2 separate regions of the Homo sapiens genome follow, and region 2 is linked to region 1. Evidence: read pairs that join two places in POLR2A ChIA-PET (ENCODE). Cell type or tissue: Caco-2. All regions are shown on one strand.

What was found. Peaks named below come from ENCODE experiments on the same cell type or tissue, not always from the same donor. Only the 100,000 strongest peaks of a DNase experiment are listed, where the experiment ranks them.
Region 2: POLR2A ChIA-PET joins it to region 1 with 7 read pairs; 2 of 35 experiments call an interaction of 5 or more read pairs at or near these places.

Annotation. Positions count from the first base shown.
Region 1 is chr1:173,423,207-173,427,206 of GRCh38, forward strand. All of the region lies in intron 1 of PRDX6-AS1 (PRDX6 antisense RNA 1), which reads right to left. All of the region lies in intron 2 of LOC100506023 (a long non-coding RNA gene), which reads right to left. It also overlaps a transcript of TNFSF4 not described here. Among named protein-coding and RNA genes, the nearest start is that of PRDX6-AS1, 36 kb to the right of the region's middle. In Caco-2, no CTCF peak of the experiment used is centred here; a DNase peak (open chromatin) is centred at 1,835.
Region 2 is chr1:173,930,992-173,934,991 of GRCh38, forward strand. It overlaps RC3H1 (ring finger and CCCH-type domains 1), which reads right to left. Exons shown (of 20, transcript NM_172071.4): 20 at 93-4,000. Among named protein-coding and RNA genes, the nearest start is that of SERPINC1, 16 kb to the left of the region's middle. In Caco-2, no CTCF peak of the experiment used is centred here; no DNase peak of the experiment used is centred here.

The sequences.
Region 1 (4,000 bases):
ATAGATTTTATTACTCCCACCTTACATATGAGAAAATGGATTTCCACAGGGATTAAAAGATTTTTCTCAAAATTATATAGCCAATAACAAGAAGAGTAGAAGTTGATCTTCAATGTTGTCCATTATTTTATTCCCCTTCTTTTCCACCTCTTTAATTAAAACACAGCCTTCAAGACCCTGCTTGAATCCCACTTCCTCTGCAAAGCTCTCCCTCCCTCCCCCACAGCACATGACATAGAGCCTTTCATATACCAAGTATGCAATAACAGCTTGATGACTGGTGATGATGATCAGGTAGCAACTGTCAGCCTGTGTGGATGCCTTGTGACCACTGGATAAAGGGGCAACTGCAGTGGTCTGGACTCAGGAAAGAAGTCCCCTAGGAAGGACTAGGCTTTGAGCCAGGTCTTGAAGAAACTGGTAGCTGTGAACTGGTGGAAGCATATGGGGTAGGAAGGAGAACATCCCACCGGTGATGGAGAAGTAACAATTTGTACAAAGACACGGAAGCAAAGTGAACCAAAACTATGCCTATCTTCTATGTCTGCCTTTAATATTATCCTTGGCAATTCCTTTATAATTAGAGAGTGTCTTCATCTGTTTATGCCACTGTAACAAAATACCTGAGACTGGGTAATTTGTAAACAATAAAAAATTTATTTCTCACAGTTCTGGAGGCTGGGAAATCCAAGATCAAGGTGCCAGCAGGTTTGGTGGCTGGAAACGGCCTGGTCTCTGCTTCCAAGGAGGTACCTTACGCACTGTGTCCTGACATGGTGGGAGGGACAGAAGGGCAAAAAGGGGGGTGAATGCTGTATCCTCATGGCAGAAGAACAGAAAAGAACAAACACTCCCTCAAGCTCTTTTGTAAGGACCCTAATTCCATCCAGGAAGGCTCTGCTCTCAGGACTTAGGCCTGTCGTCTTAATACTATCACATTGGTGATTAAGTTTTAACATATGAACTTGGGGGAACACATTCAGACCACACCAGAAAGAAATAGGCAATTCTAGACAAAGTATTTCTTCTCTTTACTTGCTTCTTTAGTCCACACGTATTTTGAGTGCTTCTCATGGGCAAGACTCTATGGGAAGCATAAAGATGAATCAAACACAGCTCTTCCCTCGTGAACAATGTGTTCACTAAAAGAGGAAGACCTATGCATGACTATCTATAACGAAAGGCACAAACTGGAAACAGCCATAAACAAGCTATGAGCTGCTACTAGTGCTTATCACTTCAAAGTAGGGATCTTTGTGGGCCGGTGGGCCCAATGTGATTCTATGAGTTCTTATGAAAGGGGTGCATTAAAGCCAGAGAGAAACTGTCTGTTCCCTTCCTGGAAGCAATGCTGTTGATGCTGGATTTTCAAGGGTACAATTTTCACGGCTTAAGATAGGTTCTGGGCCATTCTAGGCAGAGGGAACCACATGAGAAAAGATATAAAGGTGGAAAAGTTCCAGGTCCCACAAAAAAGAGTGAGGAATTTGGTTTTACTGCAACATTAAGATAAAAAGAAAAGAATGGAAAATGAAGTTGCAAATGTGGATGAAACCAGGTCATACAGTGGAAAGAATATGAAACTTTGAATTCCTAAAACAGAATTCCAATTCTGCCACTTACTGTCTACATGACCTCAGGCAAATTACTTAAATCCTCTGAGCCTCAGTTGCTTCATCTGAAGAATGCGACCAGACAGGTGGATTTTCAGGCATGCAATAAGGTGGCACACCTTCAATCAGAGATTCTTTAAATATTTCTTATTCTTTAAATATTCAAGTTTTTCAAAGGAGAGGTTGAGCATTGAGTCATGCAATGACTCCTAGCCTTTCCTCCACTGTCCCAGGAATTGTCAATATTCCACCCAGCCACATATGACCCTGCAGCTAATCTGAGTCCTTTCCTTTCTTTTAATTGGGTACAAAAGTTCCCTGTGGATTTGATTTTCGATGATGTCTTGGTATTTTTTTATAGGTTGTGAATTTGAACTTCTGCCTTCTGGCTTACACTTGGCTCAGTGCAGCTCAGGGAGTGGTTTGAAGGTTAAGGGTATTACTGACTTAGAGTGCTCCATAAGAATAGCTGTTTCTGTGTGACCATTGACAGAAAAGGAAAAACAAGCTATGGAGACTGGCTAGGGGGTCATTTAGAAAGACTATTTCATAATCCACAAATAGCAACTTGAGGCCTGAAATAAGAGAATAGCACTGGGAATAGGGAAGAAAGGATAGATTGAAAAGCTCCTGTGGAAATGGAATCCCCAGGATTTAGCAAATAATTGCATGTTAGATGAGGTAAATAATGAGGTTGAAATCTGGCTCTAGGAAGATGGCAAAGCCATTAACATAACTAGTGATATGGGGAAGAAGAGCAGATTTAGAAGCAAAGTCAATGAATCTGTTTGGGACACAGCTGGAGGAGCCAGCAATCATAAAAACAGACAGAAAAGGACATCAGGCAGTTAAAAATGCAGCCCTGTTCAAGAAAGAAACATGATAGAGTAAATGGTTAATGCACACACAGCCTTTGTGTGTTCCAGGTGGTTCTATGAACTAGAGCGAGGAGGCTGAGCCTGGACACTGTGACCAAACCATGGACTGTTCCCACATTCTACAACCTGCATTCATTCCTTGTAAATCTCTTGATGAATTTTTCACACATTCTGGCCTCAGTTATGTGGATATGGTCCCCAAAAGATGTGAAAGTCCTTACTGGGACAAAAGAACTCTTTCTCTCCCCTGTTGAGGTTTGAGTCTTCAAAATGAACTGATAATAGACTGATTAACTGGAGAAAAGGCATATAGACTTATCAAGTGCATGGAGCATCACAGGAAAGTGAGTACCCAATAATCCAACATGCTGTATCAATAGAAGTTTATATACTCAGATAATAACCTGAAACAAAGTTCGTCTGGGCTCTGGGTGTGGCGTCAACTCTAACGTTCCTTCCTGCGAGTCAGTCTTCCCTGTTTGATGAGATTATAGGGAGTGGGGCTCAAGTCAGTTGCTTCCTTCTGGAGGAGCTTCCCTTAGTCAGATATGGAAACTTCAGAAAAAGTGCTTCCCTTTGTCAGATATGGGAACTTCAGAAAAATTTTCTCCCTGTGCTTCAGGAGAGGCAGATAGGCAAGAGACAGCGGACAGGAGGTGGTCAGAGATACCTTGTTTCCATGGCTGCTTCTTTAGTTCAAAATACTCAGCATGTCAAAATGCCATACTTAGGAGTGTTGTTTTCTGAGCTTTAACATTCTAATCCCCAGAACCTGTAAATGTGCTGCTTTACATGGTCAAAGGGACTTTGCAACTATGATTAAATAAAGGACTTTTAAATACAGAGGTTATTCTGGACTATTCAGTGGGCCCAATGTAATCCCATGGGTTCATTTTTTAAATTTTTATTTTACTTTGAGACAGGGTCTTGCTCTGTCACCCAGGCTAGAGTGCAGTGACACAACACAGCTCACGGCAGCCTCAACCTCCCGGGCTCAAGCAATTCTCCCACCTCGGCCCCGAGTAGCTGGGACTACAGGTACGCACCACCACACCCAGCAGATTTTTTCATTTTTTTGTAGAGACAAGGTCTCGCTATGTTGCCAGGGCTGCTGTCAAACTCTTGGGCTCAAATGATCCTCCTGCATCAGCCTCCCAAAGTGTTAGGATTACAGGCGTGAGCCACTGCGCACAGCTCCCATGGGTTCTTATAAGGGGGATGCAAGACAGTCAGAGAGAGAGAGAGACTGGAAGATGCTATACTGTAGGCTCTGAAGACAAAGAAAAACGCCATGCAGGAGGAACACAGCCCTCCTGATGCCTTGATTTTAGCCCTGTGAAACCCAATCTGGACTCGTCACCTTCAGAACTGTATGATAATAAATTTGTATTGTTTAAGCCACTACATTTGTAGTAATTTGTCACAGCACCAACAAAAAATCAATACAATAATCATAGTGAATGGCCTAGGTCTCATGGTCAATGGATTAGCACTTGAAACGTTAAAGGC
Region 2 (4,000 bases), 510 kb after region 1:
TCACTGTGTGACAAATGAAGGAATATGACTGTAGCTTATTTAAGATTGGACTAATTCCTGTGATGTCCACACAAAATTGGCTACTCCAAGTATGTGTTTGCTCATGCAGATTAGCCATTTCTTTATTTTTCACCTAAAAAAGCCCCCTCCATTAAAAACGTGTAAGAAAGTAATCTCAAGATTAGAATAAGATGGCACACACTCATTTACAAAATACACACGTTCCTCATTAATTTATCATTTAATATAAATGCTGACAGAAAGCAGATAAAGACCTTGTAGACATTTTCATATATTTACAATCCAAAAGGTGAATCACCTCCTTCTACTTGTTAAAATAAATCATTTTATCTGCAACTCATGGGAGCCTTAAACACTAATTAGGAGCAACATGAGGCTGAGTCAGTTTCCAAGGTAATAAAGGAAATAGCATTTTAACAAAATGGGCATCTTTGATATAAACATGCACACAAATAATACAAAATTGAGAAAGATGGCCCTAGTACTCTCAAAAATCGGCAACAAGTGGGAACATGTACTTATTTAGACCCAGAGTTCTGCTGCCCTAAACATCTTCCTACTACTATTTCTTTTTTTCCACCACACTTGTTTTGAAAGCTGCTTAAAAATCAGAAATATTAAACAGATTAAAAACAAGAGAAAAACGGTCTATTTCAAATAGGGTTCTTTTTCCTACTCCAAAAGAACTCTCAGGAGATAAGGTCTTCAAATAAGACTTCACGGTTTGCCAGATCCTAAGGAATTATTCACAGCCTGTGAAATTCCAATCCATTTGTCTTCACCATTCCAACCTATTTGTCTTCACTTCTCTTTTTAAAGTTGGAAACACTTGGAAAAAGTAAAATTTCACAAAATTCAGCAATTAAAAAATCAGCTGTCACTTTAAGGCTCAATTTTTTTTTTTCCTGAACAGGGGGGTGGAGGCAGGCAAGAAAGAATAGGGAGCTGTGGCAATAAAAAAACAAAAAAATGCAAGAAAACTTTAAAAAATGGTAAGTCTACCACTGATTTATAAGAGCAGGAGTATAAATTCTATCCAAAAGTGTAAGTGATTTCACTTACAACCTGACTCAAATCTCATGGGCTCCTTTATTAACCAAGATTATTTTTGTCTTGTTAAATATACCTCTGCAGGGCACAATCACTTACAATCAATACGATTGGTAAATTACACAAGCTCTATCCCAAGCAAATATGCACCAATGTTAAAAAGTTATTTTTTTAAAAAAAACAAAATAAAACAAAATAAAATCCACCCAAAAAGGTGATAATGACTGCAGAATGTCTCGGGGAGACTGATATGAGCCTAAAGACCAAATTACCATAGTCAGAGAAAAAGGGCAGAAGGGGTAACAAGGGGAAGACACCACAAACACGAAGAGGAATCTCAAAACTGGAAAATGTTTAAGTGGGTGAAAGGTTTTGTTCATTACCTTAATTCACTTTTTCCATTGTTCTTGTACCAAAAAGTCATAGATTAATCATAAAGAAAGATAATGAGACCTGTGGACTAATTAATTTTTTTAAAAAAGTTCCTTTTATTCCCAGGAAGCAGGGAAGAGGAAAAAGGATGAACAGGGGAGAAGTGTGAAAATTTAGGCCAACGATCCATCTGGAAAAAATAACTCTCAAGACAGTGTCTTAGTTGAATAGAGGATGTAAAAACGATAAGCAAAAGCTAAATGCCTTTAAGTCAGAGAATTATTTTATGGGGTAGTTCAGATATTATAAGAATGACAGCCAATCAATGGAGAAAGATTACACAAATAAATGGTGATTAAAAAAAGGCAAATAATAATAATAATAATAATAGAGCAACCAATTATTCACCCAATAGTTTGTTTCCAATCTTTTTCTTGACTCTTTCATACACTCACTGGGGTGGGGGACCACCTGACAGTTTCCAGTTATAAGATGACTCTGAGTGTACAACCTAAAATGGATGCCAAAGACTTGTGAGCTCTGTCTGCTTAGAGTTAGAACAGAAACAAAAACAAATCTGAAACAGTAAGACCTCAATACAAGAAAACAAGTCACCTTATCTAGTATAAAATAAACATTAGGATAACAAACTCCACAGGATTTTATTTTTCTAAATACACATTTTTGGACACGATATTATGTTGAGGTTTAAGTTCTTCCCCCTTATTGTGCCTTATTTTCTTGTGAAAATAAAGTTCGTTCTCTAGGGATGTTTCAGGGATAAAGTTTAGGAGAAATTCAGTGTTTGGCTGAAAATCCAGAGGCTCTGAAAACAAGGATTCCAGTGGTGAGGTAAGTCCCTTTATTACAATAAGATTTCAAAGGGCTCTTTACCCACTTTGTTCAGTGCAGTATTGAAAACATACCTATTAGGAATAGATTTATTATTAAAAGGTGTTACTTATTCCTGGTGGTGATAGTCTTACTCTTTATTAACACTATAGCTAGTATTACTTATCAATTATAATCTATTACTTGTGGAAAGATCTTTAGTGAACACAGAAATAAAATCTTAAAAATTCAAATCTTAAGATTTACTTGCTACAATTAATAGTACCTTTTGACAAAAACAGCTTTCTTCTTGAAGTGGCTCAGAAAAGCTAAATTGAGAAAATGTTTAATAGTAACTATAATCAACCTACAACTCCCAATAAGTCATTTCAGCAGGAAAATTTCATAAACCTGAGCTGAAGCAACAAATAAATATAAAAATCATAGCTGTCCAAGGTAGAAAGGTATGAATGTGGATCAGCAAAATGGGCACTCAGGTAAAATGATGACAGTAGTAGACTGCTTGCTTGTTTAGGTGCTAATGATGAAAGTAAAATTTGCTTTAGTTTAGTAGGTCTAATTTTTCTTAAAAGGATAGGCAGATTTTTCAGGGGAAGAGATCACCTTGCAACACTGTAACCATATCATCAGTTAAAAATTTAACACACTTAGACTCTTATTAGGGGGAAAAAATCTAAGTAAACACTGCAGTTAATTTCCAGGTAGGTTATTAATCTCTCCTAAAAAGTAACTGGGCCATTCCTTTCAATGACATATAAATCGTTACAGGTGCTTTTTACAGATAGATTTTACAAATAAAACCTTTACTCAATTATTTAAAACGAGCAAAAAGAGAGTAGAAAAATGGTGAGACTGCTACCCACCACCATTTGTATGTAAGTGACAGCAACTGAATACTTCTTTACTGAGACGAATCCTTTTTTTTAGTGAAAGTATTTTGTCTTGAATTTTAACAATCTGTACATGTACTGACTATAGTTAGTTATTTCTCACCAGTCACATACTCAAGAATTCTTTTACTCAGACCCATGACTTGACCACAGTGATAGCAGAAGCTGGGGTGGGCACAAATGCTTATACACAATATTACAAAAGACGACATTCACTGGCTTAGAGAAACTGATGAATTTTCATTACTTTTACATTTTATAAGGCTAGCTAACTTTAACAGTTAACTTTAGATAAATCTACTTACACAGTACAATCAACTCACAAATACTAAAAGGTTTCATGATCAAAATGGCTACTACTTCCCCCAAAACCAAAACAGAGTAAAGCACAAGTCTTTGGCTCTCCTTTAAAGAAAACAGCAGGTTACCATTCTTAACCAGACCTTTGTTTGCCTACCAGTAGGGCAAATACCACATTTGTGCATCACTGAGTAATAACACCATTAGAAAAGGCAACTTCACAGAAGTTATTGGCTAAGCGAATTCATTTGAATGCTCTGTTTTGAGGCAGCAAACTGTCACTGTTGCAGATTGGGGAGGGCAGTGGGTAAGTCAAGGGGAAATTACAGGGTGGAAAAAGGTCAAGAAAAAAAAAGACATATATGGAAAAATGTAAACTTTGAGCTCCATCCCTGAAGAACTCTGGAAAGTCTGATGGAGTTATATACTCAAAGTAGCAAATGAGAATCATACCAATATTCTTTTAGGCAAAAGAAATACATGGGAAAGAATAGAAGGGAAGGGAAATAAGATGG